Linked DNA regions of Homo sapiens: region 1 is linked to region 2. Evidence: chromatin contacts called from ENCODE Hi-C data. All regions are on one chromosome and are shown on one strand. Each heading gives the region's core, a stretch centred on a gene start or an enhancer-like site at or near the end of the contact. The rest is flanking DNA. Distances are from core to core; before and after follow the strand shown. Region 1 has its middle 15 kb from the start of LINC01954. Region 2 overlaps ATP6V1C2 (ATPase H+ transporting V1 subunit C2).

Region 1 (6,819 bases), core at 396-2,895, 120 kb before region 2:
GAACTGGGAACTACTGCTGATTGATTTAACTTCCTCAGCAAGAATTGATGACCCCATGAGTGCTCCCCAGGAGCTTCCAGAATCCCTGAAAGTGATTTTTCCCTGGTCTGAAGACTCTACCTTATAAATTCGCTGACCGTCATCACCCCTCTTTCTGGATGGCAACTGTCTGGTTTTCTCTGGGAAGCATCTGTTCTGCGAAAAAGACCTCATATCTTCTCAGTTAATACAGAGTGTTCACACATATGTGATCTGCTCCACAATACTGAGGACAGAGTTGTCTTCTTCCCAGTTTCACGGATAGGGAAGCTTTGGGGTGGGGGCAGTGTTACCTGACTAAGGAGGCTTTGGGGCGGGAGTAGTGTTCAGCTGACTTGCTCAGGAAGAGCGTTCTTGAACTCTGTTCCTGGTCTCTGATCCCCTGTCAATGTCACAGCTAAATGCTCTCATTTTGCACAATAAGTGTGTGCATTGGAATAAATTGTGTTAAATAAGTGAATCAACTCATGGGCAAACAATTAAATGCAAAATGACAACTCAATAATTAGAGCTATTTGAACATCAGCCAGAGAGAACTAACACAAAAATAAACAGGAGGAGGAGAGGGAAGAGGGAGGAACAAAGGAGAGAAGAAGTGCACCTGTGGTTCCTAGTGGTCACTGTTCGATTAGATTCTACTTCCCCATCATGTGCTGGGCACCGGGCTGGGCACTGAGACTCAGAGGTGACTCAGCAGAAGTCCCCCAGGGACCCACTCGCTTTGTCATAGCTCCTCTACACCGTGTCGACCTGCCAGAAACTGGCAGTGAGGGATGAACTTGTCTCTGGGGCTAAGCCATGCTGGTTTTTTCACCATCACACACGATAGGACTCCAAGGTCTTCCAGCGTTCTGATCACACCCTCCGTGAGACACGCTGAGTTTGCCGGTGATCTCCAATGCAGGGTGCTTCATCATTTATAAGATGCTTCCACATTCCATGTCTCATATGTGCCTCGAAATCCCTCTGAGAAGAAGGTACTGTAACCAGCTCCATCTTGTAGAAGAGGTAAATTTACCCTCAGAGGGGCAAATAACTTGCCCAACGTCAAGTAACTAATAAGAGACCAAGCCAAGACCTGAACTCAGGTCTTCATAGCTCCAAATCTAGCTTTTCACCCTTCCCAGTTGCCTCTAGGTCCCGTGCCAGACACCTCATTTATGCACACATACATATGTCTAACTTGGCACATAGAGGCCAGACAAATTTGGAACTGGGTACAATTCAAATTCGTGGGTACAATTCAAATTCGCCTTGACTCTGACTGTGTGAGCAATGTGTGCCCTTTGAAGGAAACTATTTGCACCTGTTTCCGAGAGAGATCTGAAATGGGTGAAGTAATGCCTATGGATGAGACTTGTAAATTGCTGAGCCACGCAAACATGGGTTAATGCCAAGGTCGAGGCTGCTCTGTGTCTGCTAGCCAGCAGGAAATAGAACTGGGGCACAGATAATGCCACAAGACCTCCTAGGACTCTCTCCAGACTGCCCAGCTGACAGTCCCCCACCCCGGCCCCTTCCACATCTTCACCATATCCTAAAGCCACCATGCCTCCATCAACAAAAATATAGTTTAAAATACATTTGATGACTCTCAGTAAAGAACAGAACGGCGCATGGCGCCCTGGCATCTTAGCAGGTGTAGGTTCTGCCAAAGGAAGCCCTTGTGGCTTTCAGCAGCATTGCACACTTCTTCAAAAGTGAAAACTGAATCTCACCTTCTCGGTAGACACTAAACCAGAAAGCGAGTTTCAGATCTATATTTTGAAGTGTTTCGTGAAGCACTCCACTGGAAATAGAGATGCCTTTGCTTTTTACCAAATGCACAGAGTAGCCGGTTTCTAAGCTCTGGAGGTGATCCTGTTTTTTTCAGGGATGTGGTTCCAAGGGGTAACATTGAGCTTTATAAGGAATTCTCTTACAAATGTTGTTTTCCCAATAACTAATGGTCCCATTCAAACCTGAGTACATTGCCTTTTAAATTTCTAAGTGGTTTAATAATAGAACCGCTCCATTAACTCTGACACATGCTTGGGAATCAAGCAAAGAAATGAAGAGACGGCTGGAAAAACAAGCAACCGCAGCCGTGTGCGCTCCTGAGTCCTAAATGCTAGCGAGCTCAGCGGCTGAGATTTTATATCAAAAAGCCATGACCGGGAGCTCTTTGTCTGTGTGGGTCACAGAAGGATCGTCCTAACTTCTCTGCTCCTCCCAAGCCAGCCCCCTCCTTCCCTACAGAAAGGCCATCCTCCACTCCCTCCCGTCACCGCACCCACTATCTCCTGCTTTCTTCCCCTAAGAGTTCAGGCGTCCCTCCTGCTGTTTCAAACACTCCCTGGCCTGGCTACTATGAGGGACTGCAGTTTATTCACCAAGAACAGCTCTAGCTTCACTTCATTCCTCTCTCCTTCTGGAAAAGATTTAAGACCACAATTCACAGAATTAGCCCTGCTTTCCGATAGAATCCAATCCAAGGAGGAAAGCTCCGCATCCTTAAAACCTCTTCCAAATCCCCTAATGCAGCCCAAGTGAGCAGGTCCTTCCTGAACCCCTCTCCTGAGACACCCCAGGGCCTTGCGCAGTGTGCTCCCTTCCTGGTTGCAATGAGCCCAGGGTTGTTCAGATGCTGGTCTGTGGCTTGAGCTGAAGGGCACTGACCACATCCTCATTTGTTTACAGAAGGGGTTTCGTGTGTGTGTGCGCGTGTGTGTGTGTGTTTGTGTGGGTGTGTGTATGTGTTTTCTTTACTTCTTCTTTTTTTTTTTTGACACAGGGTCTCGCTCTGTATCCAGGCTGAAGTGCAGTGTCGTTAACACAGCTGACTCACTGCAACCACCACCTCTCAGGCTCAAGCGATCCTCCCACCTCAGCCTCCCAAGTAGCTGGAACTATAGACACGCACCACCACACCCACCCAGCCAATTTTTTGGTTTTTTGTAGAGATGGGGTAGTGTCATGTTGCCCAGGTTGGTCTCAAATTCCTGGACTCAAGTGATCCTCCCACCTCGGCCTCCCAAAGTGCTGGAATTACAGACATAAGCCATGGTGCCCAATCCAGAAGGGATTTCATACATGCTTTTTGTAATGGAGTCTCACACCTATTATGACGATAGTGAGATTATTTTCATGTCTATAATGAACCACATTATCATCCCTCTAAACGCCTCCTCTCCTGGTAGGCTTTCCTGAACTACGTCTCTGCCACTTTCCTGCACGTAATCCTCTTCTTGATGCTTCTCTGATCCCCAAAGGAGAGCACCTGCAGGTTTCTGCTCTTGGTTTTTCTCTGTACATCGTCTCCCTCAGTTACTTCATCCCTGCCTATCTTATCCTCTCCCTTCCATGTGAAGAACTTCCACACCAGGGCTCCAGCCCTGACCTCTTCCAGCCACCTGCTGGACACCTGCTCCCTAACCCCGGTGTCCTGCCAGCATGTCAGCGTCAGCAGTCACACCAAGCCTGTCACCTCCCCGCACAGAGCTGACTGCACCTGACCCCCTCGTCCCTGCTCACAGCCTGCCCTCCCAGACCCTGAAGGACCAGAAGCAGGGGTGCCACCCCGGAGTCTCCCTCCCTCTGGCCTGCACATCCAGTCAGCACCATGACCCGCATCGATTTCTACAGGCACAGCTCATGCCAAGAGAAGCCGGGAATGCAGAGGCCCAGGGCGGGAGATCATGGTGGCTCTTCGTTTTGCTTGCACTGAGAAACTAAAAACCCAGAGAGGAGTGATAACATGACCTGGGTCCATCCACTGGGGGAGACCAAGCCAGGACTGGCCCCGTGTGTTCAAGCTGCCTTCCTCTTCCCCGCCAGGCAGCGCCTCCTGCATCCCTCAGGACCCTCATGGACCTACCGCAGCCACCTCCCAGCCGGCCTCCCTGCTCCACTCTCCTTTAGCCACCTGCCTCCCGCGGCCAGCAGCACAGCTCACTCCCCAGTCTGAAGCCATCAGTGTCTTCCCAGTCACTGCAGGTCACACAGAGACCCCCATCTTCTCCCGGCCCGGGCCCTCAGGAGCCACAGTCACTCTATCCTCCCACAGCTTCCCACATAAACTTCCAAACGGGCTGCACAGGGACGCTGGGGCCCACCTGCTTCTTGCCTCCTCTGGTCTGAGGTCCTTTCTATTCCACTAGCCAGTCAGCGTCTGCCTGCCCTCTGTCCCCTCCCACACACAGGGGCCGCTCCTCTCCCATGGCACAGTGTGGGCTCCTGTCCACAGCACCGGGCCCTAGGCCGCCAGGGCTCTCTCTGGCTGTGTGGGCTCTGCTGGGCTTGGGGCTCTGCGGGTGGGAGACCCATCGAGTGAGCTTTCCCTCCGAGCCCAGTGCTTAGCATGCACCAGGCCCTTAGGAAAGGTGGAGGGAGAGAATGAGGCGGCCCTCCTTTTTAGAGCACATTAACAAAACCCCCCAAATGGTGGCAATGATCGTTGTCTATACCATGGAGGCTTTCCGTTGACAGAGTTCCAAAACAAGCCTGGTCTCTGAAGATGCTGAGAGGAGCGGTACTTGCTCTTTGACTATAAGAACCGAAGCTAAGGACCTTCTAAAGAGAGTCATCAGGGTCCCTCACAAATAGGGGTACGAATACCTCCCATAGGGACTACGAAGAATTCATGAAACGGCCCTGCTTTCAGGGACTTCCCCACCATGCCCCCGACCATGTAAAGACTGCACTGGGGAGGGGCAGTAAGGGACAAGTGTGCAGCACCAGGGAGCTCACAGCCCAACAGGACAGGGGGACACAGGAAGGCAGAGCTCACAGCCCAACAGGATAGGGGGACACAGGAAAACAGAGCTCACAGCCCAACAATACAGAGAGAGACAGGCAAGCAGAGGCCTGCCACAAGCACAAGCCCACAGGCAAAATCCAAGGGGCCCCATGCAGATGTGCTGGATGGAGGCGGCCTGGCTTTGATGGGGAGGTGACCTTTCAGAGCTGAGCCCCAGAGCTTTGCATCCTTGCACTTAACCATCATCAGCCACATACCATCGAATAGTTGATATCACACAAAAAGACACCAGTTGGGGGGGGGCATTTCCTCCTGATAATTACTTTTCTTACAGAGAAACATCTTTCCCAGAAGTAATGGCCTCTGCAGATTTACTCCAACCTCTATTGGCTGGAATTAGGTCACATATCGACATTTTGACAACCACTAGCAAAAGGCATAGAATTACCATTATGACTAATCAACCTGCACACCCTAGGGCAGGAGAAGGTCTCAAGCATCATCTAGACCCCCCACAACTGAAGAGAATTGGGGTTCTGTTGGGAAGGAATAGGGTGGAGGGCAGTGGCCGTGGCAGCTACCAAGGGACACCCTTTGCCCCACACCCTCCACTTGCCATAGAGGACTGTGGGGCCAGCACAGCCTCTCCCAGGCTGGAACAAAATGCCAGCGGTGAGAGGCAATGTCCCAGTGTAGGAGGGGTTCTGACTGATGCCTCAGAAAGTCTGGGTGCTCCTTCTAGTTCTGATACCTGCCAGTCATCTGACGTTGGCCGGTCACTTGCCCGGGTCTGTTTTCTCACCTGTAAAATGGAGATTGTAATCTTTCACCCACCTACGGTAAAGATCAGATGAGGAAACAAGTTGTGTGTGCTTTGTATAACCTTATTGGGTGTAAAGTGACTTCCTTTTCCTCCCCTCAAAACAGGGTAAAAAAAAATGATTGTGATATGGAATGCAGTTTGCTGGCTGGCACCAATGGAGGCTATTTTGGGATGAGTGGTAACTAAGAAACATGAGGCACTGGTAACCTTGGCAACCATAGGTAAGGCAGGATCCCGGTGCCCCGGCTTTCTGTATTCCACTCTTATCTCCAAATCTAAAGGCTCACTCTCTGGTGATTTGTCAGGCATGGCATCTCCTAGGGCCCAGGAACGCCTGGTGTTGGCCTGGCTAAACTCTTGGACGAAAAGGTCTGCACAGGCTCCGAGGGACAGGCAGCTCCTTGCCTCTGATGTCGCCATGGGGAAGTGCAGGGTGGCCTCCTCAGGAACCCGCTTTCTGCCTTCCTCCTGTCTTGGCCCTTGGCAACATGGCAGCCTCCTCACTCCTGCTGTCCAAGGTACAAACACCGCATACAGAAATCAGGCTTGTATTCAGTAGAGTCTAGTTAGCAATTACAGTGGGCCCCTCTTATCCCTGGGGGCTACCTTCTAAGACCCCCAGGATGCCTGAAACTGCAGACTGCACTGAATCCTCTATATGTTTTTTCTTATACATATATACATACATAGCTATGATAAGATTTAATTCATAAATTAGGCACAGCAAGAGAACTAACAACAATAACTAATAATAAAATAGAACAAGGATGGCCACATGTGGCATCACTACTCTTGCACTTGACACTAGTAAGTAAAATCGGGGTTATTTGAACACAAGCTCTGCAATCCCACGACAGCACATCCATCACCCAGAGAGCTACTAAGTGACTCACGGCCAGGGAGTGTCTACGGTGTGGAGACGCTGGACACGGGGAGGAATCCCACCCTAGGGAGCCATAGTGGGAAGGCACAAGACTTCACCACACTCCTCAGACCGTGTGCAATTCAAAACTTATGAACTATTCATTTCCGGAATTACGCATTGAATATTTCAAGCCTCAGTTGACCAGGGGTAACTGAACCTGCAGAAAGCAAAAGCTCAGATAAGCGGGGACCTCTGTACAAGCACAAAAGCAGTTACAAGCAAGGCAGGTCTGCCCAGGAAGACGCAATAATGATATTCCCTTATAAACTCAAAGTGTTTAAACCGTTGTTTCTA
Region 2 (6,804 bases), core at 1,003-3,502:
GATTGTGCCACTGCACTCCAGCCTGGGTAACAAAGCGAGACACCATCTCAAAAAAAGAAAAAGAAAAAGAAAAAAAAAGTCAAAAAGTCTGTATAAGTGTTCCAGTTTAAATAAGGCTAAAGAGACATGACAATTTATGACAGAAGACAGGAAGCCATCTCAGTTTTTATTATTATCTGAGAAAATATGACATTTTATTTTGGTAGAAAGTGTGCTTTTTTTTTTTGTTTCAAAGAGATGGTGTCTTGCTGTGTGGTCCAGACTGGTCTCAAACTCCTGGCCTTAAGTGATCCTCCCACCTCAGCCTTCTGAGTAGCTGAGACTACAGAAATGTGCCACTGTCCCCAGCTTAGAAAGCACACTATTGAGACAAGCGGTGATATCCAAGTGAAATCTGTAGACCGAGTACCAGTATTGCATTCCTGATTTTGATCATCATACTAAAGTTATATAAGAGGATGTCCTTATTTTTAAGAAATACACCCTAAAGTTTTTAGAGGTAAAGGAATATCATGTCTGTAACTTACTGTTGAAGAAGTTCAGAGTTCAGAAAGAGAGACAGAAAAGACAGAAGCAGAGACAAAAACAGAGAGAAAGCAGATGTGGTAAAAGTATATGAAAAGTATGAGAATTCTTTTCTTTTTTTTCTTTCTTTTTTTGAGACTGAGTTTCACTCTTGTTGCCCAAGCTTGAGTGCAATGGTGTGATCTCGGCTCACTGCAACCTCCACCTCCCGGGTTCAAGCAATTCTCCTGCCTCAGCCTCCCGAGTAGCTGGGATTACAGGCATGCACCACCATGACTGGCTAATTTTGTATTTTTAGTAGAGGCGGGGTTTCTTCATGTTGGTCAGGCTGGTCTGGAACTCACAACCTCAAGTGATCCACCTGCCCTGGCCTCCCAAAGCGCTGGGATTGCAGGCGCAAGCCACCGCACCTGGCTGAGAATTCTTTTCATTGTCTTTCATATTTTCTGGAAACTTGAAATTGGTTCAAAATAAAGCATTTAGGCATGTAAAGCATATAACCCCACTTAAAAAATTATGTCAGTATATACCTAAATAAGAATCCTAAAAGAAAAGAAACCAAACTGTTGACACTGGCTATTATCTTCATGGATACAAGAATGGAGACCTGCAATTTCCATGAATTTATGTAATGCTATGTTTTAATTTGTTAAAAACATATTACTTTTGCAAATAGAAAATAAAAGAAACTACGGTTGGGCGGGGTGGCTCATGTCTGTAACCCCAGCACTTTGGAAGGCCGAGGCGGGTGGATCATGAGGTCAAGAGATCAAGATCATCCTGGTCGACATGGTGAAACCACATCTCACTAAAAATACAGAAACTAGCCTGGCGTGCTGGTGGGCGCCTGTAATCCCAGCTACTTCGGAGGCTGAGGCACGAGAATTGCTTGAACCTGGGAGGTGGAGGTTGCAGTGGACTGAGATTGGGCCCCTGCATTCCAGCATGGGTGACAGAGGGAGACTCTGTCTCAAAAAAAAGAAAAAAGAAGAAGAAAAAAAAAAGGAAATAAGAGAAACTGAAAATAAAATAGTAAATCATAACAAAATAAATAATAAATAACTAATAAAAATAAACATAGCGGCATTATTAACAATAGCCAAGGCTGGGCTCAGTGGCTCACACCTGTAATCCCAGCATGTTGGGAGGCCAAGGTGGGCAGATCACTTGAGGTCAGGAGTTTGAGAACAGCCTGGCCCACATGGTGAAACCTCATCTCTACTAAAAATACAAAAATTAGCCGGGTGTGGTGGCACACACCTGTAGTTCCAGCTACTCGGGAGGCTGAGGCAGGAGAATTGCTTAAACCCAGGAGGTGGAGGTCACAAACTCCATCTCAAAAACAAACAAACAAAAATAACCAAAAGGTGGGAGCGACCCAAGCATCCATCAATAGCTGAGTGGATACATAGAATGTGGTGTGTCCATACGATGCGGCACTAGTCAGCCTTAAAAGGAAGGGAATTCTGACATGCTGTAAGACATTGAAGACATCATGCTGAGTAAAATAAGCCAGGCAGAAAAGGTCAAACACTATATGATTTCATTCATAGGAGGTACGTAAAATAGCCTAATTCATACAGAGAGAAAGTAGAAAGGTAGTTGCCAGGGCCTGGGGGAGGAGGAAAGGAGGAGTCACTGTTTAATGAATACAGTTTCAGTTCTTCAAAATGGAAAAAGTCCTGTGGGTGGAGGGTGGTGACGGTTGTAACAGCAGTGTGAACGTACTTAACGCCACTGAACTGTACACTTAAAAATGGTTGGCCGGGCGTGGTGGCTCATGCCTGTAAACCCAGCACTTTAGGAGGCAGAGGTAGGTGGATCACTTGAGATCAGGAATTTGAGACCAGCCTGGCCAACATGGTGAAAACCCGTCTCTACTTAAAATACAAAAATTACCAGGGTGTGTAGTCCCAGCTACTTGGGAGGCTGAGGCAGGAGAATCACTTGAATCAGGGAGGTGGAGGTTGCAGTGAGTTGAGATGGTGCCACTGCACTCCAGCCTGGGCGACAGAGTGAGACTCTGTCTAAAGAAAAAAAAAAACGGTTAAAAAGGTAACAAATAGGCTGGGCACAGTGGCTCATGCCTATAATCCCTGCACTTTGGGAGGTTGAGGTGGGTGGATCACCTGAGGTCAAGAGTTTGAGACGAGCCTGGCCAACATGGTGAAACCCCATCTCTCCTAAAAATACAAAAAAATTAGCTGGGTGTGGTGGCAGGCATCCAGATACTCGGGAGGCTGAGGCAGGAGAATTGCTTGAACCCGGGAGGCAAGGTTGCAATGAACCGAGATTGTGCCATTGCACTCCAGCCTGGGCAACAGGAATGAAATTCCGTCTCAGAAAAAAAAAAAAAAAAAAGAAAATAAATAAACAAATGGTAATAAATGATAAAAATACATTTTAAAGTAATAAACCCATATTCTTAAAAATAGGCCGGGTGCGATGGCTCATGCTTGTAATCCCAGCACTTTGGGAGGCTGAGGCGGGCAGATCACGAGGTCAAGAGATTGAGGCCATCCTGGCCAACATGGTGAAACCCCATCTCTACAAAAAATACAAAAAAATCAGCTGGGCGTGGTGGCGCACGCCTGTAGTCCCAGCTACTCGGGAGGCAGAGGCAGGAGAATTGCTTGAACCCAGGAGGCAGAGGTTGCAGTGAGCCGAGATCACGCCACTGCACTCCAGCCTGGCAACAGAGTGAGACTCTGTCTCAAAAAAAAAAAAAAAAAAGAAAAAGAGAAAAAAAAACCCATCAAGCATGGGGACAATTATTGTAACAGTGAGACCTGTTTATGTAGTTCAAGTGTCAGATACTAGAATTTCCCCTTACGTAGTTCAAGTGTCAGATACTAGAATTTCCCCAAGTTAAACATCTGCAGCATTAAAGGTGAGGAGGCCTGGTCAAATGCTCGTCTATAGGTTCACAGAAGAGCATCAACAAATAGCTCATAAGCGTGAGGAAGAAAGCTCAACCTCACTTGCACAGGAATATCTTTTACACCAATTAGTTCAGTGTATAAAGAAAACTCCTAATACAGCATTGGCAGTCCTTGGGGAAACAGGAGCATCAACGCACTGCTGAGATGAGGTGTTGATTGGTACAGCCTCACTAGAGAGTAATTTTAGAGTATCTATCAAACATTTGCAGGCAAGGGTTGGTTCTGGTGAAAACCAGAAAACCTCCTAGACAAATTCTAAAAAAGCTGTATTGTTTCCTTCGAGACAGGGTCGCACTCTGTCACCCAGGCTGCAGTGCAATGGCGTTACATGGCCCGCTGCAGCCTCAAACTCCTGTGCTCAAGGGACCTTCCTACCTTAGCCTCCCAGGTAGCTGGGACTGCAGGCACACACCACCATGCCTGGTTAAATTTTATTTATTTATTTATTTATTTATTATTATTATTTTTTTTTTTTTTTTGAGACTGAATCTCGCTGTTGCCCAGGCTAGGGTGCAGTGGTACAATCTTGGCTCACTGCAACCTCCGCCTCCGGGTTCCAGCTATTCTCCTGCCTCAGCCTCTCGAGTAGCTGGGATTATAGGTGCCCGCCATCATGCCTGGCTAATTTTTGTATTTTTAGTAAAGATGGGGTTTCACCATGTTAGCCAGGCTGGTCTTGAGCTCCTGACCTCAAGTGATCCACCCACCTCGGCCTCCCAAAGTGCTGGGATTACAGGCGTGAGCCACCTCGCCCGGTCTAATTTATTATTATTATTATTTGTACAGACAGGGCGTCCCTATGGTGCCTAAGCTAGTTTCCAACTCCTGGGCTCAAGCCATCCTTCTGCCTTGGCCTCCCTAGTGCTGGGATTACAGGTGTGAGCCATTGAACTTCCAGAAATGTATTCTTCTGCTATACTGGCTCATGTGCTACAAACACCATATTTTGTGGCAGAATGGTTTGTAATTACAAAAGACAGGAAGCCATTTCAATGTTTGTCAACTAGGGACCCATCTGATATAATGGACCACCAAGAAGTCTCTAAAACAGAATGAGATCAGGTGTGGTGGCTCACACCTGTAATCCCAGCACTTTGGGAGGCCAAGACAGGAGGATCACTTGAGCCCAGGAGTTCGAGATCAGCTTGAGCAACATAGCGAGACCCTGTATCTACCAAATAAATAAATATATATATAAATAAATATTAGCCATGGGTAGTGGGGTGTGCCTGTAGTCCCAGCAACTCAGGAGGGTGAGGCTGGTTGCAGTGAGGAGTGATTGAATCACTGCAGTCCAGCCTGGGCAACAGAGTGAGACCCTGTTTCAAAAAACAAAAAGTCAATCATGGTAATTCAAATAGACAAAGCAGTGAGTAAATAAAGGAGTAAGACAGAGGCGTGCTACTCAGGCCCAGCCCCTTACCTCGATAGTCATCTGGGGAATCCCCAAGGGAAGAAATTGGGTAAGATGGAGTGGGAGGAGTGGGGGGCATTGCCCAGGTGTGAGGCAGGGCAGGTAGGGACTGGAGGCCTTTGGGTGCTGGGCAGGCAGCCTCCAGACACGGGCAAGCTGCGGTGGGGGATCAGGCGAGAAGGGGCCGCCCAGGAGCTTCACAAATCTGCCTGTGGCAGGTCTGTACCGAACGTGCCCTTTCCTTCCTTTCCACAAACACTACGGGGGCACCTCTTAGCCCTGCTGATTTCTAAACCCTGGACCCCAAGGCGTTCAGGGGTGGTAGAATGGCCCTGGGGTAGAGGATGGCTGAAGGGCTTCTATCCCAACGGTGAGGGGGGCTCCTGAGATCTGTCTCCTCTTCTTCCGCACCCACAGCCAGGACATTCCTGCCATGCAGGGCCCCCAGGACTCTTCCAGTCCAGGGGTATGGGGAGAGGAGCAGCCGGCGGGTGCCTAGAAGCCTTGCACCCCAGCAGGAGGGCTGGAATTGGAGGTGAATACTTGAGGCTGCAGATCGCAGGGCCCGAGCAGAGGAGATTCTTATGTAGCCTTAAGACACAGTGTCTCCAGGGTTTCTGCCCTGCAAACTGCACAGGCCGCTCCCTTCTTTGTAGAAGGAAGGGTTGGGTCTCCCACCTCCAGCTCTCCCGCTGAGGAGTAGTGGATACAGGTTCTGAGGATCCTGAGGGCAAGTCTATGCAACACCAAAGAGAAGGCTTTCTCCCTCCCTGGATTTTCTGGAAAATTCTAGCAAACGCAGGATAGAGTTGTTTGGTTGTCAGAAATTACCCAGAAAGGCCAGCGTGGTGACTCACGCCTATAATCCCAGCACTTTGGGAGGCCGAGGTGGGCAGATCGCCTGAGGTCAGGAGTTGGAGACCAGACTGGACAACATGGCCAAACCCTGTCTCTACTAAAAATATAAAAATTAGCTGGGTGTGGTGGTGCGTGCCTGTAATCCCAGCTACTCGGGAGGCTGAGGCAGGAGAACCACTTGAGCCCGGGAAGCGAGATTGCAGCGAGCCAAGATCATGCCATTGCACTCCAGCCTAAGCCACAGGGCGAGACTCCATGGAAGGAAGGAAGGAAGGAAGGAAGGAAGGAAGGAAGGAGGGAAGGAGGGAGGGAGGGAGGAACCCAGATGCCTGGGAAGAGCGCAACCAGGTTACACGGCAGGATCGGAGGGAGGGCATCTGGGAGCTTCTCTTTGCCCCCAGAAAACCACTAAGGATTTATATCTGAATGCTCCACACACAAAGCCAAGGCCCTTAGAGCTGAGGAAATGGAGTGCACAGAGGCCCAGAAGCTTGCCCCAGGTCACTTCACTGGTGGCCACATGTCAGCTGGTCCTGACCCCCAGCCTTCCCCTAAAGCCAGTCTCCATCCGTGAAAGCAGGTGCTAGCATGCCCGCTCTGGATAACCCAAAACCCCAGGCCCGCCAGTGCCCGGCCACTGTCAGAGTACCTTGATGAGAGGGGCCACCTGCCCTAGCCTCACTCCTGCAGCCACACAAGAGGGGCCCCCACACCTGAGAGGGGAGGCCCAGAAGCTTCCAGGGGGACCCTGTGTTCCCTGCCTCCCCTGGTGACTCAGGAGCCCCTGGGCACCTCACCCCATCCTTTGTCTCTCTACTTCCTCCTCCACCAAGGGACAATGAAATCGTCATGCCCTGCAGCAAAGTCACCAGGAAAATGTGACTCCACAGCAATTAAGTGATTTTCTTTTCACAAAAACAAAGGTCCAGTGAGGCTCACTAGGAGGCTCCCCCTGGGGACTCTGGACACAGACACACCATGCTTTAAATTCCAACTTGGCTTCACAGAAACTGGAAGTTTAAATAACGAGCTGATCTTTAGCTCTTTAGAGGGGCTCCCCTCTGC

What was found. Hi-C counts contacts between places; a loop is a spot of excess contacts on that map. Pooled maps may share reads with other maps.
Region 1: a loop to region 2 is called in a map with no recorded cell type, with 7 times the contacts of the local background. The contact joins two enhancer-like sites. A Hi-C loop is called at or near these places in 3 of 37 single-sample maps with no recorded cell type and 4 of 50 pooled maps.

The regions. Positions count from the first base shown.
Region 1 is chr2:10,859,962-10,866,780 of GRCh38, reverse strand. No RefSeq gene overlaps it. Among named protein-coding and RNA genes, the nearest start is that of LINC01954, 15 kb to the left of the region's middle. RefSeq lists silencers at 1,649-1,818, 2,849-2,898 and enhancers at 4,391-4,892, 4,893-5,394. Within about 2 kb of position 1,645, at least 3 of the 41 ENCODE cell types and tissues checked have a DNase peak (open chromatin) inside an H3K27ac peak, as active enhancers do.
Region 2 is chr2:10,741,124-10,747,927 of GRCh38, reverse strand. All of the region lies in intron 3 of ATP6V1C2 (ATPase H+ transporting V1 subunit C2), which reads right to left. It also overlaps the pseudogene RNU7-138P. Among named protein-coding and RNA genes, the nearest start is that of ATP6V1C2, 23 kb to the right of the region's middle. RefSeq lists an enhancer at 2,361-2,420. Within about 2 kb of position 2,252, at least 5 of the 41 ENCODE cell types and tissues checked have a DNase peak (open chromatin) inside an H3K27ac peak, as active enhancers do.